Regions from separate parts of the Homo sapiens genome. Here region 1 is linked to region 2. The links are chromatin contacts, found by Hi-C or POLR2A ChIA-PET in ENCODE. All regions are on one chromosome and are shown on one strand. Each heading gives the region's core, a stretch centred on a gene start or an enhancer-like site at or near the end of the contact. The rest is flanking DNA. Distances are from core to core; before and after follow the strand shown. Region 1 has its middle 170 kb from the start of RDUR. Region 2 overlaps RDUR (RIG-I dependent antiviral response regulator RNA).

Evidence for each region. Hi-C counts contacts between places; a loop is a spot of excess contacts on that map. ChIA-PET counts read pairs that join two places held with the same protein, here RNA polymerase II (POLR2A). Pooled maps may share reads with other maps.
Region 1: a loop to region 2 is called in a map of naive thymus-derived CD4-positive, alpha-beta T cell, with 4 times the contacts of the local background. The contact joins two enhancer-like sites. A Hi-C loop is called at or near these places in 3 of 168 maps with a recorded cell type or tissue (mammary epithelial cell and naive thymus-derived CD4-positive, alpha-beta T cell) and 7 of 50 pooled maps. POLR2A ChIA-PET finds 5 or more read pairs at or near these places in 2 of 52 experiments (OCI-LY7 and activated T-cell).

The regions. Positions count from the first base shown.
Region 1 is chr3:102,111,832-102,116,102 of GRCh38, reverse strand. No RefSeq gene overlaps it. Among named protein-coding and RNA genes, the nearest start is that of RDUR, 170 kb to the right of the region's middle. Within about 2 kb of position 1,667, at least 6 of the 41 ENCODE cell types and tissues checked have a DNase peak (open chromatin) inside an H3K27ac peak, as active enhancers do.
Region 2 is chr3:101,986,579-101,990,511 of GRCh38, reverse strand. All of the region lies in intron 2 of RDUR (RIG-I dependent antiviral response regulator RNA), which reads right to left. Among named protein-coding and RNA genes, the nearest start is that of RDUR, 48 kb to the right of the region's middle. RefSeq lists an enhancer at 2,553-2,602. Within about 2 kb of position 1,696, at least 3 of the 41 ENCODE cell types and tissues checked have a DNase peak (open chromatin) inside an H3K27ac peak, as active enhancers do.

The sequences.
Region 1 (4,271 bases), core at 418-2,917, 130 kb before region 2:
CAGTGGGAGAGCAGAGCCAGAAGCCAGTGAGCCCAGAAAGTCCACCCAGTCTTGAGCCTTGAAGCCAGAGCACCGGGGCCATAGCAGCCAGGAGAGACTGGCATGGAACAAAGCCTCTAAGGACTCCAAGTAAAAAGGAAAATCACAAAGGTGTTGATTAGTTCAATTCTTAGCGTGGTAGAAAACACAAACTTTCCTTGTATGTGCCATTTGGAAGGAGTCAGTTGATTCAGTCTATCTGAATGAGTAGGTCAAGGCAGGGGGAGAACATATGGTAGAGAACATAACCTGTGTAGACTCTGGAAACACATGCCTTCTTCCTTCCTAGAGTACGTATTTGGAGGAGACCCTCATTAGGAACTGGAAACAATATTCATTCTGTCTGGTCCTGCTCAGTTTATAGACTTTCCAGAATTAGTTAGGCAGCTTTCCTCTATCAGGATAAATGGATGAGGCAGGGAGAGCACTGAGGTAATGGGCACCTCGCCTATTTCAACAAGGGCCATCAATGGACATCTCTTTATTTACCAGATTCAGGACTAAGTAGTTAGCAGACGGCCTAAGGGCTATTCTGAAAGGCTTTTTAAAGATTGTTTGAGATTGATGAGGATCCACAGACCCCATGAAAAGTTAATCATTTAGTGTATTGTGTATCTACAAATGTACCTGACAATGTAGGGGCGGGGGATAGATTAATGATAAATAAATAAATGAGAAATGATTTCAAAAAGGAGAAAGTGCTCTGAAGAAAATAAAATATGGTAATGTTTTAGATAGGATGGGAGCAGTTACGTTTTAATAACAAACAATCCCAAAAATATCGTGTCTTAACAAAGTTGTGTTTTCTGTGTTTTGCTTTCTTACTCATGCATTTATACGCCACACATTGCCAGGGGATCTGGTCCATGTTGCTCTCATGCCTGGACAACACCAAGGGTAATGAGACTGCACCATCACATCACTTTTATGTCCTGTTGGTCAACACTTGTCCCAGAGTCCTACCCACCTGTAAGGGTGTCAAGAAAGTACACTTTTCCCATGTGTCCCAAAGGAGAGGAGAGCCACAGATGAGCACACAAGATGGAGGGGCAGGGGAGGCACAGCGGCTGACTAGGGTGGTCTAGCAATGGTGTTCCAAGGAGACAACATTTAAGCTGTGACCTGAAGGGTGAGAATAAATCCACTATGTGAAGGGCAGGAAGGGCACTTCAGGCAGAGGGAACAGCAAATGCAAAAGTTCCTTAGGTTAAAGCAAGTGTACAAGGAAATTAATGAAGGCCTGTTTGACAAGAGAGCTGTGAGGGAGGGGGAGAGTGGTAGTCAATGCAATCAGTGAAGCCAAATGATGAAGAACTTTGAGGTTCATGATAACAGACTTAGCTTTTATTCGACGTGTGCCCCAAACTCAAGTTCACTAATGTTTCCTCTTTTTAATGAAAGCAAAAAGCTATGCTTATATAACACTGAAAATAAAAATTCAGTTTTTGCTTTCCAGAATTTTCTGTTTCCCAGACTAAAATGAACCTTTATCTTTTTCATATTCACCTCAAGTTCACCTTTTTCTAAAACATTTGAAATACCGCAGAACATCGTGACAGGCTGTATAGTGTTTCCTGGAACTATTTACCTCAGTTCTGCGTTTTCTCAGGCCTCACGTCAAAGTCTTGATCGGCACCCAGATCTGTGCTCATAGCTGCTGACAGAACACACATTTTCTCAAAAGGCAAGAAAAAGGAAGCCACCATTCTGAGAAGAGAAAAAAAAAAAACTCTCCAGAGGAATATCTCTTCTCTATTAGAACCCAGTGTTTCTAGAATAGAGCCACATATAGAAAGCTTCTTACTCTTAAAGAAATTATCTAGATTGATTAATGTTCTAGTGTTTATTGAGTTTCCAGAGTAGCTGGAAGGTCAAGGGAGGTCTTGAGACCTTTATTTTTCATGCTGTTTATGTTTAACAAAAATTTCTTCAAATCCAAAATGTTGTCATCTGGTCTCTAACAAAAATAACAACTTAATAAAAACATTTGATAAAATCTCTGTGAACCTCAGGTTTTTCATCCATAAAATAGACATGACCAGTAATAGCAACAAAGCCAAACATTGAGATGACAGGGCTGCTGCTGAGTGGGCTCAGCCTCCTCACTTCGAGCCATGTTGACTGCCTCGTGGAGGCACCGTGAGCTTTCTCAGCGGTCTAGTGGAGAAGTGAACTCAGCCGAATGGCTTGCATGACACGAGGTGTTGCAGGCTGCTTCACAAAGGCCACTAACATGAATAGTGATCTGTCGGAAATTTGACCGAGCAGCTCACCTGATTAGAATGTATTGCAAAATAGCGACATTTTTGTTCAGACAACTCTGCTACAATATCCTTAATGTCTGCCCTGTAGTAAAGTATAATCATTAAATATGCAGACTTTGGAGTCAGTTAATCTGATATCCAGTCAGTTCACCCACTCACTAGCTGTCGATTAACCTCTCTACGCTTCATTTTCCCTTGTTTGAAAATGGAGATAGTAGGGTTTGTTTAATCAGGTTATTGGAAAGATTATGGCATATTTCCTGTAAACCTGTCAGCACAGTATGTGATCCATGGTAAGTCTCAGTAAACATTAACTTCATCATCATCATCATCAACCTTGAAAGGAGAAGAGTCACTACTTAAAAATCTACACATGACTTGGGAGTGTCGATTTTTCAGTTTCTAGCTATCAGGCTTAAATATTTAAGAATCATTCCAAAGAGTAAATTCAAATGGGGGAAGAAATGCTGAAACTTCCTCCTGACATTCAGTCTTCAGCATAAGGAATTTCTTCCTCATTTTTCAGTTTTTGTCCCTATTTGTTTGTCCATGTGTTTGTTTTTTCCTTTCCTAAGTTGAGATGGAGAATTTCTACTATGTCAGAAACCCTTTGTATCTGAAGTTTGTAACTGGACAACTCTAAGCCTTCTTTTCTGCTAATTCCAGCATTGCATAACACAACTGAAGTCAGATTCTACTTTCAAGATAATTCTTTTATTCTTTATAAAAATTAAATAATGTATGGTGAAAGTGTGTGTAAACAATAGGTTTCCATTAAAATGTCACCCATTATCATATTTATTGTTTCCTTAGATCCTTCAAATATCATAAAACATTGTCACCCACACTGTAAAGGTAACTGGGTTAACTAGTTTGACTAGTTAAAGGGAGGCCAATTGTGGGTTTTACTCTGTTCTTCCATCTCCAACATGAACTGCCTTTGGAACAGGTCATACAAACCAGAAGAGAAGCAATCAGCTATAGATGACAGCTAAAGAGCAGAGGTGCATAATTTACTCCAATGATGTCTTCCCCAAAACATAAATTCATAAAAATGCTTAAGATCACCATAGATAAATGTCAGTATGGCTCCTCTGGTTCAGTAGACAATAATCTCATAAGTAGCATATTCAGCTAAAATTAATTCTAAAAGTCCACAATTTATTCCAAAAGTATAAATCTGCTTTTACCTGAATTATTTATTCAAGTAGCACTTTTTTGCCAGAAAATAATGGTTTTTATGTAAAATCCAAAATCACTAGGGATTCTTCAAAATTTTGCATCTGATATAGGGTTTAACACTTAACATGTGGCATAAAGAGAAAAGGAAAGATGTAGAGGTTACCTGAGCTTGTATTACTGCTTCCATTTTTTCCTTCTTCAATTGCAACCACCTAACTTTAGGCCCTTCCCGTAACAAGAGGGGGTTAATAGGAAAGGTTCCTAAACAGACGTCATGCTTTATATGTAAAATGCCAAACACACAGCATACACTCTATACATGTTCATTTCTTCCCTCACACAACCCCAACTTCTGCATTCATTTGCTAGAATACTACTATATCGGTTTTCTCTTTTTACCTCCAAAAGAGCCAGTATAGCAAAAGATGTGTGTGTGTGTGTATAGTGAATATATTGAATATATATATTATATATATATAGTGTGTATATACAACACAGAGTTGACCTTTGAATAATGCAGGGGTTGGGGCACCAATCCTACCCCACTCCCCACCCCACCCCCACAGTTGAAAATTCACATATGACTTTTGACTCCCTGAAAACTTAACTACTAATAACCTACTGTTGACCAGAAGCCTTATTAATACTATAAACAGTTGATTAACACATATTTTGTATGTAATGTGTATTATATACTGGACTCTTACAATAAAGTAAGCTAGAAAAAAATGTTATTAAGAAAATCATGATTCTTATTTTTAATTTTTAAAAAAGAAAAAGAAAATC
Region 2 (3,933 bases), core at 447-2,946:
GTTATGGTTCTGGGAACTGGGGAGACAGCAGTGAACAAAACAGACAAAATTCCTGCCTTGATGGAGCTTTCATTCTACTTGGGGGGAGACAAAACAAAAGAAAAATATAGAATGTGTCAGGTAGGAATAACTGGTATGGAGAAAAATAAATCAAGGAAGGGAGAAATGCCTGTCAGGAAAGGCCTTAGTGTGGGTTTAAGGAATGGAAAAACTAACTTATACATGTTCTCACAGCCCTGTATCTCTTCAGCTGTCTCTCCTTTGTCTAATTCAAATCCACCCTGCAGTGGCATAATCCCATTTTTACTCCTCACCTTCCCATTTCATGTGTGATAAGTACAACAGAGACCACGTATTTATCCGAAATTTGTACCAGGCTGCTTAACCCAGGTCTCTGACTGGGTTGCACCAAGTCTCTAAATTTGCACCAGGTCTCTGACTTCAATCATTGCCTCCAACTTTGATGGAGCACTGAGCCAGCTCAATATGAAACTTGAGAAATCCATATGTGTGTGGTGACAGACGCCTTTATAACACGCTCCATCTCCTTCTTATCGAGCCTACCTCTCTGTAGGCCACTCAGGATCCATGGTCTCCCCTTTAGGCTATGGAAAGCAATAAATGGTTTCATAGTAGAAATAATGTTTGGAGAGTCTCTATCTAGCAGTAGGAAGATAAGGTAAGAGGTTATTACTTGAGAATGTGAGGTTTTAAAGGTGACAGTAAAAAGGGGAAGGAAGATAAAACAAAGTAAGTAAAGAACTATTTCAAGGAAATTGTATAGGATGAGGTAATGAATGTTTTTAGGGACTTAAACTATTTCAGTATTACACAGATAAAACTGGGAGAAACTTAGGGAGGTTTTAAAGGAAGATAAATTCAGGCTTGGACACAATGATTTCTGAATGAGTTCATAATAATGAAGGCATCTAAGAAGGCAGCTAAAAATAGTGTTTGAACGCAGGTGAAAATTGGGGGCTGGAGAAATAGAGGCAAGCATTATCTACAGAGAAGTAGGAGTTGGGATCATAAACTAAACCTATTCTCCAGGGAAAAAAGAAAGCATAGAAAGATAGTAACATAATACTTAGGGCCAGCTTAAGAAGCTCCTTCAGAGGCTGCATGACCTTGTAGCAATATTTTAAGCAGCACTCAAAGCTTCTAGCATAGGCATCTTGGTATGGTGAAAGGAGCCAACTCATAGCACGTACTTTCTCCTGTGTGCAGAAATTTAAAAACTAAATAAGTTTTCATGTCTTGTTCTGTTTTCATCCATATGTTTATTGTACTTCACGCTTCCCTGCTGAGGTGATTTTTTATTTTTCTGTTTGGCCCTCCTCCATCACTTCAAACTACAATGCTCCCCCATTTCTGAAACTCCCACAACCCTGTTTAGCCTTCCACCTATGACAATGGTCAGTCTCCCACAGGCCTTTGGTTGATTTCTCTCTCTCACCTTTTTTTTTTTTTTTTTTTTTTGTAGTCAGTCTCACTATGTTACCCAGTATGGTCTCAAACTCCTAAGCTCAGGCAATCATCCCACCTTGGCCTCCCAAAGCACTGGGATTACAGGCATGAGCGACCACACCCAGCCAACTTTGGTTGATTTCTAAATGCCCTTCCTGGCTCACATTTTCCTGTGATGAAACTGAAACTTGTTATTACTGATGACAAGCAACTGACTCTTTACCAATGAATACAGCCAAAAAGCTGTGAGACACTATCTCTGGGTCAGGCTTGATCTCTGCAAGCGCAGTTGTCGGGGCTGGGAGAAAATACTATCTCCTCAGAAGCATCAACATCACCACTTCAACACTAGAGACAAAAAGGGTACCACTATGAGAACACCACCCTTTGAAAAATGACCCACCTTGGCACCTGTGCTCAACTAGGAGTCAAAACCAGACTCTTACTTTAGTCGCTAGCCAGACAACACTCTAAGTCTCTAGAAACTACAGCATCATGTACAATAAATTACCTTTTTCCTTATGGGACCCATTTCTGTGTTTCTGGGTATGTGTGTGTGTGTGTGTGCGTGCACATGTGTGTGTGTTTAACTTAAGGATTCTTTAATTTTTCTCAACTCAGAGGCTGTGTAGATATACTATCTCATCTAGTTTATAGTTTATTGCTGCCTATCTATCTCAACATATAAAATATGTTCATGCTGTGTTTTAGAACATTAATTATTTTCTCCTCTAGGGAAGCAAACAGTCTTGAACACAGGGAACTTCAACAAACATTCAAGCATTCAATAACTGGCCAGTGTATAAAGTACTTAAAATTTTTAAAATATTCAAAAATATTTTTAAATGTTAACTGAGAAATTTTTTAATTAAACTAACTGAGCACACACTTCTGCATTTCAAGTCCAGAATGAATATATGGCTTGTTCAGCCCACTTCTGCCTTCTCATGAACAGCAAAATCTAGACAAAAGTCATGACTAAATGACTCTTCTGTGGTTACTCTGGCTTCACAGCCAGAAGAAAAGTCAATTGCTATGTAACCACAGGGCTTATCTGTTTGTTCATTAAAAGTGCTGTAAATAACAGTTTCTGTGATAGTAGTTTTAATTAACAAAAATTAACAAATTAATTTTAATTTTAATTTGCTGTGGCTCACTCCTGTAATCCCAGCACTTTGGGAAGCTGAGGTGAGCAGATCACTTGAGGTCAGGAGTCCAAGACCAGCCTGACCAACATGGTGAGAAACCTCGTTCCTACTAAAAATACAAAAATTAGCCAGGCGTGGTGGCACATGCTTGTAATCCCAGCTACTTGGGAGGCTGAGGCAAGAGAATTGCTTGAACCCAAGAGGCGGAGTTTGCAGTGAACCGAGGTTGTGCCACTGCACTCCAGCCTGGGCAACAGAGCGAGACTCTGTCTCAAAAAAAAAATTAATTAAAAAAATTCACAGCATTTAGTTAACAAAATCCAAATTGAATAGACCATGTAAATATCTGATCAGTCTTTTGGCAATTTGCATATAATACACAAACTAATCATGAAACGAGAAATTCTGCAGTTGCCCTAGATTTCGTACTGATGGAGAGCAGAAGACCTAGACACAGCCAGGCCCAGCAAGAAACAATATGATGCCACCTGACCTCAGGAGAGTACACTGAAGTTCTCCTCCCCATCCACCCCTCAACTTTATCTTCCTCTTACTCACCTCTAGTGAATTACCTTGATTCCTAGTTCACCAAGGTAGTTAAAGCCATGTTAAGATTCTCCATCTGCCATTTCATTTCTCTAGCTTGGCCCTATACTCATCCTACTAGTCTTTCTGCCTGCAGTTCTCCCAACTTCATAGCACTCCAATTTTCTATTCCCACCTGATCTACCTTCCTAAATCCCACTTTCCATCATGTCACTCCTCTGCTCAAAGGCCTTCAAAGAATCTACATGGCCCTCAGTATGGCCCTCCAAAACTTGACGCTGGCTACCTCCAACATAAATGTTTTCAGCCCAGATCATTCCTTTCTATATTCTACACTCTGCATAGACTGTCCTTTCTTCCTCCTTATTCCAAGACCTCTAGAAAACGGAAACTGGAGCAAAGATTACAGGGTATTCCTTTATTTGGGGAAGTACAATCCTGGGACAACAAGAGTGGAGGAGAAGGACAATGAGACAGAGAAAGACATCAAGCAATGTGAGATAATGCATAACAATGGCCTCTTCTTCACAATGAGCTGGAAGAGTCTCAGCCACTCCCTTGGAGGTCACCTGCTCAGCTACCCAGCATGTCTCTAGACAGACTGATCAGAGAAGCTGTGTCTCACATTAGTCTATTAGAGGAAGGAAGGGAAAGAGTGTGGTTGGTCCTCCATATCCTTGAGTTCTTCATCTGTGAATTCAACCAACTGTAGATCAAAAATATTTTTTTTTCTTTTTTTCTTTTTCTTTTTTTTTTGTTTTATTACACTTTA